2 separate regions of the Homo sapiens genome follow, and region 1 is linked to region 2. Evidence: chromatin loops called from intact Hi-C (ENCODE). Cell type or tissue: heart right ventricle. All regions are shown on one strand. Links, peaks and the distances in the headings refer to the core of each region. The heading gives the core; the rest is flanking DNA. Region 1 holds the start of ESYT3 (extended synaptotagmin 3). Region 2 overlaps DZIP1L (DAZ interacting zinc finger protein 1 like).

Region 1 (8,898 bases), core at 281-8,280, 360 kb before region 2:
AGCATCCGCATGTAAACATGCAGCCTCTTGAACCCTCTGTTCAAGGGTGAGCTGCGGGGGCCACCCTGCCTTCTTCCCCATGTCGTCAGGCCACATTCACAAGACAAAGGGGACCCACAGGTTCTTCCTTCAAGGCTTCTAGTAAGGAGAATTCTTCCTTCCAGCTATATCTCCCATGGCTGGGGACCTGGAGGAGAAGCAGGATTGTCTGAAGTTTGACTAGAAATCAGACATCAGGGCCAAAATGACTCTGAAAGACCATCCAATACAACCTCCTTTTACAGGTGGGGAAACAGGTTCAGTCAGGGAAAGCAAATTTCTATGATCACCTGGAGGTAGCATCTTGGAGCAAAATGTTGAGAAGGAGTCTAAGACCAGGCAGGAAAGTCGTGCATGACTGAGGACTGGCTGACGATGGCTGCCTTGGATGGCAGTGGGGAAGGATGGCATCCCCGCCTCAGCTCAGCCAGGCCTTGGCCTCCACTCCTTCACAGGGAGTTGGTGCAAATTAGAAAAAGGTGCCCCATCTAAGCAGCATACAGCTTGACAAGCAGCAGGTGGCCGGATATCCATCCCTCCCCACTGGGGGCTAGAGTACAGGGCCAACTCACACGACATGCAATGCAGGTCTGAGTGTGGTGCCCTTGAGCTGCTCAACTTTTCTTCAGTCCCCCAACTACTGATTTGCCATCTGTTAACTTACAGAAATATTTCTTGATACCAAAGGAGGTCATAAGCCATCATCCTCTCTTTCACGCAGAGAAATCAGTTCTCCAGAGGGAAGGCATGCTAAAAGGTCAGCATGTGATGATGAAGAGATCCATTCATCCATGCCCAAAATCTTGTGCAAGGGGCCGTGCTGCCCCCACCACGCCCAGAGCCCTGTCTCTCTTTGCCTTCACAGTTTGTGTTCCTAAAGAGGCAGAGAGAAGAATATTCAACCAGGTAGACTCCAGGTTTTCCATATCATCACTGGGCGTGGAAACCTTCACGAGGCGGGTGAAAAGCCCACACCTGCATCTGTTTGTATGCACTTCACAGGTGTTCATACAGGCAACCAACCTCCCCAGACCTGTTTCTCATCCTGGAATCCCAATCGCAATAATGGTCAACAGCTCCCTAAACCAGAAAGCACCCTGAAGACCCCTGGATCCCCCTGCACCCCTACTCTAGAGGCCACCACGCATCTAAAGTCCCACTCCCACGCATCTCCCACTCTCCTCCCTCATTACTACCATCTTGGCTGAAATCACCTTCCCAACTGGCCTGTCTCCTCCAGCCTTCCTCGTCCCACCATGCTGCTTTCTGAAGGGCCTTTCAGAAGCATCCAAGGCTCCTTCCAGCCTTCAGAACAAGGCCAGCCTCCATCAAGTCTGCCTCAACTTGACCCTGTCACACATCAACCCCTACCACACACTTCAGCCAGGCCCAGCACACAGCGCCCCCTCATGCAGTGGCTATGTCACACCTCCATGCTGTGCTCACCACCTCCCTCGGCCAGAATGCCCTGTGCCGCACCAGTGGCCCAGTCCAACAGGTTATCCAGGCCCTGGTCCTCCAACCTGGCCAGACAAGCCAGCCAGGCGAGTCTGCAGAATGCAGGCTGAAGCCAGCCTTTCCCAGGTCCTTGTCAAGGAGAAAGGGGGCTGTGATTCGGGGACAATATGATATGGAAACCTGGTAGGGTGTCCTTCATACCAGGCCTTCTACCTGACTAGACCCTGTTCCGACTCCTGGCTCCAATTCTCCTCAATGGCAATGACCTGTTATGCATCTGTCCCCCACCCGAGACTGCCTTCTTGGTAGGACAGAGAGCATCACCTTCCTCTGAGTGTCCCTCTACCCAGCTGGGTCAAGCCTGGGATATGGGTTGTGGGGTGAAAACCTAGGAGGTGCCTTCTTGAGTTCAGGCTGAGCTCCCTGTTGGCTAGGTCCATATTGCTCCTGGGGTCTGTATCCCCAACAGAGGCCAGAACTGTCTCTGTGGTGTATGTGGGGGAGAGGCAGGGAGGGTGTCCACGCCCCTACACGATCTGATTTTTGACCCAATATCGGATATACTGCCTTTACATATAGCTCAGTGTCTAGAGGCTTCCCTGATACAGAAGGGGAGAAAAGAAGGGATGTTACTTGGTGAAGACTCGCAGGCCCACCCTCATGGGCTAAGGCCATCAAGGGGGACAAAACAGAGATCTGACAGATGGCCTGGACTCCCTCAACTGTGTGCAAGGGGTGTGGACAGGTCAAGCCTGCTGGGTCCACACCTTTCAGAATCACAAGCCCCACAGAACCATCAGGATGACCAAAGTCTGTGGGAGTCAGGCCCCATGCGCTACCCCTATGGCTACTACCGTAGAAAAGTGTGCACCCTTATCAGGAAGAGTCTTTGGCCCCTCATCCCCCAAATATGTAAGCTATTTGCAAAGCTTTACCATCAAATCGTACATTAAATATTAAGTGTTATGAAGTGTATGCCCACTTTGAAGTGCTAATTCTCAGTTCTTCAGAATGTGATTCTATTTGCAGGTAGGGTTTTTAAAGTGGTAATTAAGTTAAAATGAGTTCATTAGGGTGAGCCTTAATCCAATATGACTGATGTCCTTCTAAGAAGAGATTAGGACACAGAAGGAAGACGGTGTGAAGACGGTAGGAAGACAGCCAGCTGCAAGCCAGCAGAGGCCGCAGGAGAAACCAACCCTGCCAACACCTTGATCTTGGACTTCGGGGCTCTAGAAAGGAAAGGAAAAAAGTGTCTGCTGCTTAAGCCACGCAGCCTGTTGTACTCAGTTATGGCTGACTGATACAGTAAGACTTCATTTCTCTTATAAGATAAACTAAATGGGCCTTATATTTTTTTCTCACACCTCACTTTACAGACTACTGTCAGGAGGAACCTATGGCCCTGCTGGACTTTATAGGCCACAGGCTAGAGACAGTGAGGGGTCTGGCGACCTCCCCCGTGGGCCTGAGAGTAACTGGAAGAAATCTGAAAACGAAGAGCCCCAGCACCGGAGAGACAGTAAGGGTTTGCCGCAGACCAACCATTGGACGGAACACCCCTCTTGCCGGTGTTTCCCAAGCTCACCTAATCATAAGAATCACCCAGGATACCTCTGTGCCACCCTGGGAGTTATGCAATGGGGCCCAGAACTTGGGTTTTGTTAGGTAAGCCAGGACCAGAAGCGTTTGAGGAATCGTAGTGCCGCCCATGCCGCCCCAGGAGATGGGTTTGTCGGGGCAGTGTGCGTGTGCCGGCATCCCTATCCGGCGGAGGGAGGGAGGGAAGGAGGCCCGGGGCCCGGCGCCGTCGGTCTCCCAGCCGTACCCGCCACTCCACCTCCAGCCCCGCGGAGCCCTCCCCCTACCGCAGTCCAGGCCTCGGCCGAAAGCAACTGGGCCCGCCGTTTCTGTCACTGCGGTATTTGCCCATCTACGTTTTGCGTCCGGCGTTCGTTCTCTGAATCAACAGGCGGGTGGAAGAAATGCCTTCTGATTCCAACCCGAGTAAGTCTGCGAAGTCCCAGACGCCCTTGTTTTTCTCCCGGGTGTGGTCTGCCCGTGACTCTTCTCTCGAGCTCTGGGGCCTTAAATGAAACCCAAGTTCCCCACTCCCACCGCAGTCGGACCAGAGGTGGACGTGAGGGTGCTGCGCGCCGCGGGAGGGGCGGTCACCGTCCCCAGGGTCTGCGCCCCGGGAGCGGTGGGGAACGGGGTGTGCAGGTCGCCGGGCTCCCGCCCTGCCTCGGGTTTGCGCGCACCAGCTCCCCGCTGACCGCAAGTTCCTCCGAACCTCGAAAGGCATCTCCCCACCTCCCACTCCCACCCGGCTTGGCTCACCCAGGCTGGCAGGTGCTGGCCCCGCAGCTCGCGGCTGATGAACTCGCGTTCATTGTCAAGGAATTCGAAGGCGGCGGCCAGGCGCCCAAGCTTCCCGCGGCGGTTCCTGCGCCACCACATCCACAGCAGGGCGCCGAGCAGCAACCAGGTTATGCTGAGCCCCAGGTAGCCAGCTAGGTAGACAGGCCCCAGGTAGAACAGCACGCGCACCACGAAGGTACAGAGCTCGGGCAGCAGCTGGCTGGACAGGCGCAGCTCGGGGCCCGGCGTGCGCTGGGCTCCCAGGGCGCTGGGGGCCCCGGGGGCGCAGGGCTCCTCTGCTCGCATCTCGTCGCCGCAGTCTTGCCCTTCCCGAGAGCTTCACCCGAGCTTAGGTCCGCATGCCCCCACGCCCATGCGCATCTGTCTCCCAAGCTCGAGGACCAGGACGCCGCGCCCCCTTGCCCTGCTGGGACTCTCGGCGCGCCGAGCTCAGGGTTCTCTGCGACGGAGAGCAGCGCCTGGAAATGCACCGCGCCGCGCCGCGCCGCCCCAGTTCTCGGCTCCAGTGAGTCCGCAGCTCCGGAAGTCTCCGCCCTAGAGGGGCGGGCCGCCCGCCTGGCTCCTGCCCGCTCTAAAGAGCAACCAGCCGGTGAGCTCGGCCTCCGACCCCAGCACGTGGCGCAGGCGTCAGCCGGAGGTGTGCACTCGCCAGTCCGGGTGGACCAAGTGCTGCCCTAGGTGGTTAATGACTCACCAACACCTGTGTACAACTGGCTTATCATGGATAAACATCACCTAAAACCTGTTTCCTACACGCGGTCTATAATACACAGTATAGTCTGGACTCAGCTGGCATTCGAGGCCCTCCCTGGACAGGCTCAGCCAGGCCTCCCCAGCCTCAGGTCCTGCGTCCCGGCCCTCCAACTGGCCCCTAGAGCCTGCAACGCTGCCAGCTCCTCTGGCATCTGTAAAGCTTGGACCTAGCCCCCAGCCTCACCAAGCCGAGCTCAGGGCCCCTCCTGCGCGCCACAAAACCCTCTGCCCCTCTCTCCCCATCCTCTCTTCTAGGTGTCTGTTTGGATCGTCATTCCCTGCATCATCAGACGGGGAACTTCCGGGGACCGGCCCGTCTTGGCCATCTGTGGGGCGCCCAACAAGGGCAAGCGACCGGCGAATAAAAGGAAAGATGAAGAGGAAGCCCCGAGGTGCCTGAGAGTCAATGGTGAAGCCCATGGTTTCTAACCCTTTAATGATCAGAGCAGGTGGAGCTCCGAATCTCTTAAGTTCGGATAGTAAATCGTCTTGCGGATAGCATATATTTCAGACGGCCACATGAAAGGGCTCACATCAATTACTGGAATGTGATTTTGGAGTTGACAAATGTACCAGAGTGATTTGGAATGACTCTACTGTTTCAACAGCTTTATCGAAAGGCTGGAGCCGATGGATAGCAATCAAAATATTCTCTTTCCTTTTCTCTCTCTCCCTCCCTCCCCCCTCCCCACCCCGCCCCGGTCTCCCGTTCTCGTTCTGACTCTTGCTCTGTCACTCTCTTTTTCTCTCTCTGGCTTTATCCTCTCTCTTGGATAAAATTACTTACTGCAATGAGTTTTTTCAACAATACGTGAGTTCCTGGTGGTCAGAATACCTGGACCCTTCTCTATTGTTCTTGGCTTTCCAGGACTCAGCCAAAACAGAGGCTTAAAGTCCCCCAACTTAACATTCTCCCAGTGTAGCCTGGGAAATCAACGGAAGAAATGCTGCTCGCTGGAGTTCCTTCTTGAGAGTTGCATGTACACAGTCCTAGTAAAGGCTCTGAGAAGTCCTTCAGACAAAAAGTTATTAAATTCTATTTAACCCAGTGTTTCCCAGATTATTTGACCACAGAATTCTTTCCTCAAAATATTTCTCTATTGGTTAACCCAGGTCTGCTGAAGCAAAAGAGAGTGTAGGCTAGGGATACTGGGAATTCTCCTGGAAGCTGAGGCAGAATGTGTCTGGCTCTCAGGATGGATGGACCAGGAAACTAACTGCCAGAACTGCGCTCCTCATCCTTGTGGCCCTCCCTGCTGACCTGCCTGTCTGGTTGAAGTGCAGAACACAGCACTTTCCCCCCAACATCCAGAGATGGAGGACACAGGTCTCACCAATCCAGAGAGACTGCCTTGACCCTTATCCTGTCCCAATTCCAAACCCCTTGGAGACAGGATCCTGCTGAATCTGTCATCCCCTTCATCCTTCACACACAGCAAGTCCACACCTCAACCTGGGCTAGTTTGGGAGGGGGTGTGGAAGGTAGTGAGTTTGTGGGGGGATTACTAGAGAAAGGAAGGTTGTTGGTTTGTGAACTGGATGGACACCCACTGAGACAGATGCCCAGCCTGAGACGACCTGTGGGACATTGCCATCCCCAGCTGCATCGCCTTTCTTTCCTTGAACACATCAAGCTCATTTATGCTGCAAGGCTTTTGTACTTGCTGTTCTCTCTACCTGGAATGTTCCTCTTCTAAAACTTCTCCAAAGTACGTTAGGGTGATGGGATTATGATTTCACCCCCCTCCTTTTTAAAGTTATTTTATTTTTTATTTTATTTTATTTATTTTTTGAGATGGAGTCTCACTCTGTTGCCCCATCTGGAGTGCAGTAAGGCAATCTCAGCTCACCGCAACCTCGGCCTCCCAGATTCAAGCGATTCTCCTGCCTTAGCCTCCTGAGTAGCTAGGATTATAGACACTTGCCACCATGTCCAGATAATTTTTGTATTTTTGGTAAAGATGGAGTTTTGCCATGTTGGCCAGGCTGGTCTCGAACCCCTGACCTCAATCCACCCACCTCAGCCGCCCAAAGTGCTGAGATTACAGGCGTGAGCCACTGTGCCTGCCCCCCCCCACTTTTAAAACCTTATTTGTCATTAAATTACTCTCACAAATTAAATATATGAGAACATTGAGAATATGGCATTGAAAACTCTATACCCTACCTGGGATGGAATCTGTGCCTAGAACACTGGAGACTTTATTTCCCTTGACCTGGACATCTAGTTACTACTACCAGCAAAAAAATATTTTATAGATGGTTTGATCACAGCAAAACCTGGGGAGAATAATGCCTTCCACAGCCTTTGCCTGAACACATTTGAGAGTGTATCCTATTACATACCAACTATTGAAAGAACAGTAGCTCAAATAAATATTCGTTGGTCACTAGTGTGGACTGAATTGTGTCTATGTTGAAGTCCTAACCCTTGGTACCTATGAATGTAATCTTATTTCAAATAGAGTCTCTGCAGATGTAACCAAGTTAAGGTGAGATCATACTCAATTAGGGTGGGCCCTAAGTCCAATGACTGGTGTCCTTATAAGAAAAGAGAGATTCAGAGATAGCGACACAGAGGAGACACAGGAAGGGAAGGCCATGTGAAGACACACGTAGAAACCAGAGTGGTACAACTACAGGGGAGGAATGTCAAGGATTCCTGGCACCCACCAGGAGCTGGAAAGAAGCAAGGAAGGATTTTTCCCTAGCGCCTTGGGAGAGAGCTCAGCCCTGCTGGCCTCCAGAACTGTGGGAGAATACATTCCTGTTGTTTTAAGCCATCCAGTTTGCGGCACTTCGTTACTGCAGCCCTAGGAAATGAATACAGCCTTCTACTGAGTGCCAGGCACTGTTCCAGGCATAAGAGATTCAGGGTGAACAGAACCGACAGGCTCACTGCTCTCATGCAGCTGACATTCTAGTGTAGAAAGACAGACACCAAAATTTAAACAAAGTACAAGAAAACAGCAGGTAAGGAAAAGTGCTCTGCAGATAGTGCAGTGAGTAGGCTGAGAGAGAGTGACTGGCATGGTGGGCAGGGCTGTTTTAGCCAGATTGATTTGGAAAGTTAGGTTGAGACCTAAATTAAAAAGAAGACTGAAAATGTACATACAATTTTATTATTATTATTTGAGATGGAGTCTCACTCTGTCCCCCAGAGCTGGAGTGCAGTGGCGTGATCTCGGCTCACTGCAAGCTCCGCCTCCCGGGTTCACGCCATTCTCCTGCCTCAGCCTCCCAAGTAGCTGGGACTACAGGTGCCTGCCACCATGCCCAGCGCATTTTTTGCATTTTTATTGGAGACGGGGTTTCACTGTGTTAGCCAGGATGGTCTCGAGCTCCTGACCTCGTGATCCGCCCGCCTTGGCCTCCCAAAGTGCTGGGATTACAGGCGTGAGCCACCGCGCCCGGCCTTTTTTTTGTTTTTTTTTTTTTGAGATGGAGTTTCCCTCTTGTTGCCCAGGCTGGAGTGCAGTGGGACAATCTTGGCTCACTGCAACCTCTGCCTCCTGGGTTCAAGCAATTCTCCTCCCTCAGCCTCCCGAGTAGCTGGGATTACAGGTGTGTGCCACCAGCCCTGGTTAATTTTTTTTTTATTTTCAGTAGAGACAGGGTTTCACCATTTTGGCCAGGCTAGTCTCGAACTCCTGACCTCAGGTGATTCACCCTCCTCAGCCACCCAAAGTGCTGGGATTACAGGTGTGAGCCACAGCACCCAGCCTAATTTTATTATTTTTAAAAACTTGGTATCTCACAAAATCATCTCTCCTTTGGAACAGAAAGATAAATGTCCTCTGCTACGTAGGTATCATTAGTTTTTTGCTTTTGTTTTTGTTTTTGGATGGGGTCTTATTCTGTCACCCAGGCTGGAGTTCAGTGGCGCTATCTTGGCTCACTGCAACCTCCACCTCCCAGGTTCAAGCGATTCTCCTGCCTCAGCCTCCCAAGTAGCAGGGACTACAGGCATGCAACACCACGCCCAGCTAATCTTTTTGTATTTTTAGTAGAATGAGGCTTCACCATGTTGGCCAGGCTGGTCTCGAACTCCTGACCTCAAATGATCTGCCTACCTCGGGCCCCCAAAGTGCTGGGATTTTAGGCGTGAGCCTCCACACCTGGTGGTGTCATTAGTTTTACTTTTGTATTTCCATACAGAGCTAGAGTAATTTTCTGTGTTTGTTCCCTCTGTCTGACTGGAGATTCTTTGGGGGCAGCAGCTGTATCCGATACATCTTTCTGCCTCAGTGCCTGAGTTCGAGCCTG
Region 2 (8,898 bases), core at 447-8,446:
TTGACTCTGATTCGCAGACCTCTCAACCAGATGTAGCCAAGGGATGCAAAAGAAAAGTGAAGAAAAGAGAGATGCTCCCTGACTGCAAGAAGATCTTAGGGATAGTCAGGGAGAGGAAGCTCCCAGGACAGATGAGTGAGTGCTGACTGGAAAAGCTACTGACCAGGTCCCGTTTGTTTGAGCAAGGCAATGATATGACAATTTCAGAGTTCCCCAATGGACACACCCAGACAAGTTTTAATTGTGCCATCAAAGAGCTCATCATGGGGTATTTTATTTTTTAATGTAATGTTTTTCTTTATTTTTGAGATGGTAATCTATGCACTTTGGAAAAAAAAAGGAATGGTATAAAAGGGTATGCAGTGAGAAGCAGGCCTCCCTTCTGCCCAGCTATCCAGTTTCCTCTCCAGAAGTTTCACTGTTAATGGTTTCTCATTTATCGTTCCATGCTACATGGGAATATGTGCAAATATAAGCACATGTGTGTACCCATTCTTCTCCCTTTTCCCAAATGGGAACACACTGTACACATTGTTCTGCAGTTAGTTATATTGTTAACAACTTACTTAGGAAATGGTTTCATATCCCTTTAAAGAGAACTGCTTCATTATTTTTTCAGGGCTTTGCAGTCTTCCCTTAGATGGATGAACTAAAATTTATTTAACCAGTTAGTCCTCTACTGCCTCCGCCTACCCTCCCAGTGCATTTAACCTTGGGATACAGTTGTAAAAATTAGAATTGCGTATCACTTTTGAGGAAGGTATCTGTTGAGTAACTCAGATAGGATGAATCACATCTTCAAACAGTGGATGCAGGGTTCTAGAGAGGAGGAGCCTGAGACTGATGAGTCAGGGGATCCTGTGGCCATGCCCCTGCTGTTACAGTGGAGGTTTTACTTGCTTACTACACTGTTTGTCTACCTCTTCCTGTCCCAGACCAGCAGGCAAGAGCATCACTTGGGAATTTTTTAGAAATGCAAAGTTGTAATTCTCAGGCCCCATGCCAGACAAACTGAAGCAGAAACTCTGGGGGCAGGACCCAGCAATCTGTTTTCAGACACTCTCCAGGGCATTCTGATTCTTGCTCAAGTTTGAGAACCACTGTGAGACCAGTGGCTGTCTACAACTGGCTAAACATTAAGAATCACCCAGGAAGCTTGAACTGTCTGGAGGACCACGCTACACCCCCACATTACCTAAAGCAGAACATGGAGTGGGTGGGTTCCAGGCACCAGTAGCATTTAAAGCTCCGCAGGTGATTCCAATGTGCAGACAAGGTTGAGGCTCATGTCCTGGTGTAAACTTTATTGAGCAGAATCACGCAGGGTCAGAGGTGAATGGGTGGTAGGGGAGGAGTTATTATAACCCAGATTTTTGGGTTCCACCTGTAGAATTTTTGATGCAGTAGATTTGGAGTGGGAGCTGAGAATCTGCATCTCACAAGTTACCAGGTAATGCTGATGCTTTGGCTCACAGTTAAGGACCATTGTCCTAGAATCATTGTTTCTCAGGCTTCGCTGTTTATTAGAATATCTAGAGAATTTAAAATATAAATATCAAGCGTTGGGGTCCACCTTGAGAGATTCTGATGGAATCAGCCTGGGGTGATTCCAACTCGCAGCCAGCAGTGAAATTCACCACCCTTGATTGTGAGTGAGGTCCTTGGGGGACGAGAGATGGGCTTCTGTGTCCTTGGCATCCAGCCCTAGCCTGATTACACTCATGCTGCTTGTTCAGTTAATGTCTACTGAGTGAGTCAAAGGGCTTGGTCCTGGTCTTACCACAGAGGCCCCCAGATGGAACCTGAAGAACACCGTAGGAGGCCTTCCCTGACTCACCTTGGACTGCTCCTTTGTAGCACTTACCACATTTAATTGTAATTGCTTATTTTGCTAGCCTCAGGTCAGTATTTCTTAAAGTATAGTCTGTGGCTTACCTCCATCAGAATCATCTCAGTATGTTAAAATGTAGATTCTAGGGTCCTCCCCCAGACTTATGGAATCAGACTCTTTGGAGGGTGAGGTGAGGGACTATTAATTTTTAACCCATGCCCAGGTGATTCTGATATATGCTAAAGTTAGAGGGAGAATCTCCGGTTTAGACAGTAAACTTGAGGGAGCAGCGATCTGTCTATCTTGTCCACCAGTTTATCACCTGGACCAGAATTGAGCCTGGCATGGAAACGAGATGAGGGTATCAGGTGGGGCTAGGATTAGGCTGGAACCCACAGCAGTGGGGCCTGGAATCTGAGATCAGAAGGGAGCCCAGAGAGCAAGCTGCTTTAAGGGCTCAAGTGCAATCTCCAAGTCCTGAGTTAACCGACCAGGATTCCTGGCAGTGTGAGGGCTCGGCAGGTGCAGTAGGGCTCTGGGAATGGAGAACTCAGGTGCCCAGGCTGATCTGGGTGAATGTCTCATGCTACAGAGATGGAGGACTCCCAGGATGAACAGCACAAGGTGCTGGCAGCTCTGAGGCGTAACCCCACTTTGCTGAAGCACTTCAGACCAATCCTGGAGGACACCCTGGAAGAGAAGCTCGAAAGCATGGGGATAAGGAAGGTGAGTTTCAGGGCCATCGTTTTAAGGGCTGATACCTACGATTTAGACACTAAGTGTTCTCAGACAGACAAATGATCGATTGTTCTTTGCATTGTGAGCTCATTCATCTCACTTGTGGCAGCCCGGGCTCCTCTGGCATCTGCACGCCTTTCTCACTTCACAGCGGCAGTGTGATATCTTTCCTCTGTTTCTCCAGCAGCTTCTCAAGACTGGCCCTATTTGGCTGGCGATACTACCCTGAGTCCTGATTGCTCAGTGTTCTCCACTCATTGGTTACTTCCCTCTGTGTCTCTAAATTTTTTGCTAGAGGGAATTTAATTGGCTCAATCTGGCCTGTGGATAGGTCCCCCCTTGGGTAAGTATCCATCTGCAAGCCCATCATCTGTGGTACATGTGGCTGTGTCCACTCAGCAGGTGGCTGTGTGTGGGCATCACTGAAAGCTGTGTCTGACACCAATTATTTGTTTTTTTTTTTGAGAAGTAATAACTTATATTTTCCTATAGTTTTTTAGCAGTTACATGTATGTATGTATATACATGTATGTATGTATATTTTATTTTCAGATAAAATATCTGAAATTTAATTTTTTATTTCAGTGGGTTTTTGGGGAACAGGTGGTGTTTGGTTACATGAATAAGTTCTTTGGTGGTGATTTCTGAGATTTTGGTGCACACATCACGTGAACAGTATACACTGTACCCAGTGTGTAGCCTTTTATCCCTCTCCACCCCCATGCCCTTTCCCCCAAATCCCCAAAGTCCAATGTACCATTCTTATGCCTTTGTGTCCTCAGAGCTTAGCTCCCACATAGGAGTGAGAACATACGATGTTTGGTTTTCCATTCCTGAGTTCACTTAGAATAATAGTCTCCAATTCCATCCAGGTTGCAGCAAATGCCATCATTTTGTTCCTTTTTAGGGCTGAGTAGTATTCCATGGTATGTATATATATCAGTTTCTTTATCCACTCATTGATTGATGGGCATTTAGGCTGGTTCCACATTTTTGCAATTGCAAATTGTGCTGCTATAAACATGCATGTGTAAGTATCTTTTTCATGTAATGACTTCTTTTCCTCAGTGTAGATACGCAGTAGTGGGATTGCTGGATCAAATGGTAGATCTCCTTTTAGCTCTTTAAGGAATCTCCACACTTTTCCATAGTGGTTGTACTAGTTTACATTCCCACCAACAGTGTAAAAGTGTTCCCTTTTCACCACATCCATGTCAACGTCTATTAATTTTTGATTTTTTGATTATGGCCATTCTTGTAGGGGTGAGGTGGTATCACATTGTGGTTTTGATTTGCATTTTCCTGGTAATTAGTGATGCTGACCATCCCCACTCTGGGAAGCTCCCTCCTCATTTAAGGACAGTCTGGAGTCCTTAGGACCTCCAGTGCTGCTACCCAAGGCTTCTGGGCCCACTCCTCAGCCACTCGTCCTGATCCATTGTCTCCTTGGGTTTGGATTATTCTTGTTTCTCCAGTTCCATGAGGTGTGACCTTAGATTATCTATTTGTGCTCTTTCAGCCTTTTTTTTTGAGACGAATCTCGCTCTGTCACCATGCTGGAGTGCAGTGGTGCGATCTCGGCTCACTGCAACCTCCGACTCCCTGGTTCAAGGGATTTTCCTGCCTTAGCTTCCTGAGTAGCTGGGATTACAGGCACGTGCCACCCCACCCAGTAGAGACGGGGTTTCACCATGTTTGCCAGGATGGTCTCGAATTCCTGATCCACCCACCTCGGCCTCCCAAGGTGCTGAGATTACAGGCGTGAGCCACCGCGCCAGGCCGCAGACTTTTTGATGTAAGCATTTAATGCCATGAACTTTCCTCTTAGCACTGCTCTTGCTGTATCCCAGAGGTTTTGATAGGTTGTGTCACTATTATCGTTCAGTCAAAGAACTTTTAAGTTTCCATCTTGATTTCGTTGTTGACCCAACGATTATTCAGGAACAGGTTATTTAATTTCCATGTATTTGCATGGTTTTGAGGGTTTCTTTTGGAGTTGATTTCCAATTTTATTCCACTGTGATCTGAGAGAGTGCTTGATATAATTTCGATTTTCTTAAGTTTACTGAGACTTGTTTTGTGGCCTATCATCTGGTCTATCTTGGAGAATGTTCCATGTGCTGATGAATAGAATATATATTCTGCAGTTGTTGGGTAGAATGTTCTGTAAATATCTGTTAAGTCTATTTGTTCTAGGTTATAGTTTAAGTCTATTGTTTCTTTGTTGACTTTCTGTCTTGATGACCTGTCTAGTACTGTCAGTGCAGTCTTGAAATCCCCCACTATTATTGTGTTGCTGTCTATCTCATTTCTTCGGTCTAGTAGCAATTGTATTATAAATTTGGAAACTCCAGTGTTAGGTGCATATATATTTAGAATTATGATATTTTCCTGTTAGACTAGTCCTTTTATCATTATGTAATGTCCCTGTTTGTCTTTTTTAACTGCTGTTGCTTTAAAGTTTGTTTTGTCTGCTATAAGAATAGCTACTCCTGCTCGCTTTTGGTATCCATTTGCATGGAATGTTTTTTTTCCGCCCCTTTACCTTAAGTTTGTGTGAGTCCTAATGTGAGTTTAGGTGAGTCTTCTGAAGACAGCAGAAACTTGGTTGGTGAATTCATATCCATTCTGCCATTCTGTATCTTTTAAGTGGAATATTTAGGCCATTTACATTCAATGTTAGTATTGAGAGGTGAGGTACTATTCTATTCATTGTGCTATTTGTTGCCTGAATACCTTGCCTTTTTTTTTTTTCGTGTATTATTGTTGTATAGGTCCTATGAGATTTATGCTTTAAGGAGGTTCTGTTTTGTTGTATTTCATGGATTTGTTTCTGTATACATGTGTAACAAACCTGCATGTTGTGCACATGTACCCTAAAACTTAAAGTATAATAAAAAAATAAATTAAAAAAGAAGATTTAGAGATCCTTTTAGCAGTTCTTGTAGTGCTGGCTTGGTAGTGGCGGATTCTCTCAGCATTTGTTTGTCTGGAAAAGACTGTATCTTTCTTTCATTTATGAAGCTTAGTTTCACTGGATACAAAATTCTTGGCTGATAATTGTTTTGTTTAAGGAAGCTAAAGAATAGGACCCCAATCCCTTCTAGCTTGTAGGGTTTCTGCTGAGAAATCTGCTGTTAATCTGAGAGGTGTTCCTTTATAGGTTACCTGGTGCTTTTGCCTCACAGCTCTTATGATTCTTTCCTTCATCTTGACTTTAGATAACCGGTTGACTATGTGCTTAGGTGATGATCTTTTTGCAATGAATTTCTCAGGTGTTCTTTGAGCTTCTTGTATTTGGATGCCTAGGTCTCTAGTAAGGCTGGGGAAGTTTTCCTCAATTATTCCCTCGAAGATGTTTTCAAGCTTTTAGATTTCTCTTCTTCCTTGGGAATAACAATTATTCTTAGGTTTGGATGTTTAACATGGTCCCAAGCTTCTTGGAGACTTTGTTCATTTTTTTAAAATTCTTTTTTGTCTTCTATGGATTGTGTTAATTCGAAAGCCTTGTCTTTGAGCTCTGAAGTTCTTTCTTCTGCTTGTTTGATTCTATTGCTGAGACTTTTCAGTGTATTTTGCATTTCTCTAAGTGTGTTTTTGATTTCCAGAAGTTGTGATAACTTTTTATTTATGCTATTTCACTAAAAAATTTTCCTTTCATCTCTTGTATAACATTTTTTGTTTCTTTAAGGTGGGCTTCACCTTTCTTTGGTCCCTCCTTGATTAGCTTAATAATTGACCTTCTGAATTCTTTTTCTGGCAATTCAGAGATTCGTCTTGGTTTGGATCCATTGCTGGTGAGCTGGTATGATTTTTGTGGGTGTTAAAGAACCTTGTCTTGTCATATTACCAGAATTGTTTTTCTGGCTCCTTCTCATTTGGGTAGACTATGTTAGAGGGAAGATCTGGGATTCAAGAGCTGCTGTTCAGATGCTTCTGTCCCATGGGGTGCTCCCTTGATGTAGTGCTCTCCCCCTTCCCCTAGGAATGGGGCTTCCTGAGAGCTGAACTGTAGTGATTGTTTTTGATCTTCTGGGTCTAGCCACCCAGTAGAGTTACAGGCTGGTACTGGGGAGTGTCTGCAAAGAGTCCTGTGATGTGATCCATCTTCAGGTCTTGCAGCCGTGGATACTATTCCAGCACCTGCTCCAGTGGAGGTAGTAGGGGAGTGAAGTGGACTCTTGAGGGTCCTTGTTTTTTCTTTTTGTTTGTTTAGTGCATTGGTTTTGTGTTTGTTGGCCTCCAGCTAGGAGGTGGTGCTTTCAAACTGTGGTCCTATAGGGAGGATGCATACTTCCCTACTTGCCCTAGGGACACCTGGTTAAGTATTCAGGTTTCTCAGGCGGTGGGCAGGGCCATACAGCTCCTAAGGGATTATGACCTTTGTCTTCAGCTACCAGGGCGGGTGCAGGAAGACCACCAGGTGGGGCCAGGGATAGACGTGTCTGAGCTCAGCCTCTCCTTGGGTGTGGCTTGCTGCAGCTACTGTTGGGGATGAGGGTGTGTTCCCAGTCCAATGGAGTTATATTCCCAGGGGGATTATGGCTGCCTCTGCTGAGTCATACAGGTCGCCAGGGAAGTGGGGGAAATCTGGCAGTCACAGGCCTCAGCCCATCTCCACGCAGCCTGCGGTCCTAAAGTCCGGTCTCACTCGCACTGTGCCCCACCAACAGGAGCAAGTCTATTTCCAAGCAGCCAGTGACCAGGGCTGGGAACTTGCCCCAGACCACAAACCTCCCCATTGAGAAAGCAAGCAGACTCAGGTTTTCGGCATCTCAGGGAGTCTGCAGCAGTGATCCAGTTCCTTTACAGGGTCTATGGATTCTCTCTCCAACTAGTATTTGAATGCCATTGTGCTTAACCAGAACACGTATGTTATTATTAGAAGCACCAATGAAATCTATTATTAAATAAAAACACACCTATTATTAAATTAGCCAAGCATTACACTATTGGAATGCTGTTTGTGTAGAGTAAGTTAGAAAAAAAAAATAGACAACTAGGGTTATTTTAGGAAGAATGGTCACTACTTTGATTGTTTTCAACTACTGACTACTCTAACTTTGGCCCTATATTCAGATTTGATTAAGACATTCCTTTCTAACCTTGCATGAATCCTCATCTTGGATTCAGATGCCTCCCTGGACCCTCCCATGGGCTCTGGGTGGATGTCAAAAGCTCGAGCAACTTCCAATAGGTCTTGAAAGGGTACTTGGATTGTGTTTACAGCAGTTTAGTTTTTTAAACATTGTTAGCCATGGACAGTGTGTTTGGCATAATAATAGTAATTGGGAGTACAAAAATGAGCAAGCTGTGGTCTCTTATCCTAGGATTCAGTCAGATGGTAGAAAAGCATGTTCCAACGAAGTCCCTTATGCTATGATGTGGTCAGAATTGTGACGCAGTCCTTTGCATTATCCTGCTGTGCACATTTTGATGGGGCTCCCAAACCCTGAACCATTGCACTTTCAGCAACTTTGAAGCCGCTGCTTACCCTTCTCTGATCCTCATTTCATGCCCCCCAGTCCTGCAAGAAAAGCACCAGGCACTGATCACAGACTCCCAGGCCAGCAGCAGCAGGTGTGAGAGGCTTAGGGGAAGGAGAAGAAGGGTAGCCTCTCTCTGTAAAGGTGAACTCCTGTCTCCTCTAGGATGCAAAGGGAATCTCGATTCAGACTCTCAGACACCTGGAATCCCTGCTGAGAGTCCAGCGGGAGCAGAAGGCCCGGAAGTTTTCTGAATTTCTGAGTCTGAGGGGAAAGCTTGTCAAGGAAGTCACCAGCAGAGCGAAGGAGAGACAGGAGAATGGCGCTGTGGTGTCCCAGCCAGACGGGCAGCCTTCAGGTACACTGGGGAGAGGGCTTGCTCAGGGCTGTGACCTGTAAGGGTCCCATTCTTGCCAAAACTTGTTTGCACATGAGGAGGGTATAGTCTCTGTCCCCCATTAGGGGCACTTCTCTGAAGGGCTGAGCTGGTAGGGTCCTTACAGGGGACTGAGTCCAGAAGTTCTCTGTTGAGGAAATAGGATCTGGGGTGGAGTGGGGGCATTTGTCCAGGGTCACTCGGGGAAGTTGGAGGAGAGCCGGAGCTGGAGCCTGTTGTCAGCCTGAACTGTCCCTGTGCAGACATGCTGCCTCCCTTAGCACCTTCATTCTGTTTGGCTTGTTGCGACCACAGTTGAGTGTCTCTTCAACAGAGAGCAGCCTATTCAGTTTCTGGCTCTACACACCAGGCATGCCAGCCTGGGGAGGCAGGCAGAGGCCCGGGAGCATTGAAGCTGCAGGTGGAGGCAAATATCAATTGAATGTAAACTTCTGCAGAGCTCAGAT

The links. A loop is a pair of places that touch in the nucleus more often than their neighbours do. Peaks named below come from ENCODE experiments on the same cell type or tissue, not always from the same donor. Only the 100,000 strongest peaks of a DNase experiment are listed, where the experiment ranks them.
Region 1: a loop joins it to region 2, with 4 times the contacts of the local background. A loop is called at or near these places in 15 of 110 quality-filtered maps.

The regions. Positions count from the first base shown.
Region 1 is chr3:138,430,065-138,438,962 of GRCh38, reverse strand. ESYT3 (extended synaptotagmin 3) reads right to left here and starts at 4,347. Exons shown (of 23, transcript NM_031913.5): 1 at 3,838-4,347. The coding sequence starts at 4,164. In heart right ventricle, for the core only: no CTCF peak of the experiment used is centred there; a DNase peak (open chromatin) is centred at 4,412; H3K4me3 peaks cover 2,629 bases; H3K27me3 peaks cover 2,538 bases.
Region 2 is chr3:138,071,158-138,080,055 of GRCh38, reverse strand. DZIP1L (DAZ interacting zinc finger protein 1 like) reads left to right here. Exons shown (of 16, transcript NM_173543.3): 11 at 2,424-2,557; 12 at 8,221-8,413. Among named protein-coding and RNA genes, the nearest start is that of DZIP1L, 40 kb to the left of the region's middle. RefSeq lists an enhancer at 8,828-8,898. In heart right ventricle, for the core only: no CTCF peak of the experiment used is centred there; no DNase peak of the experiment used is centred there.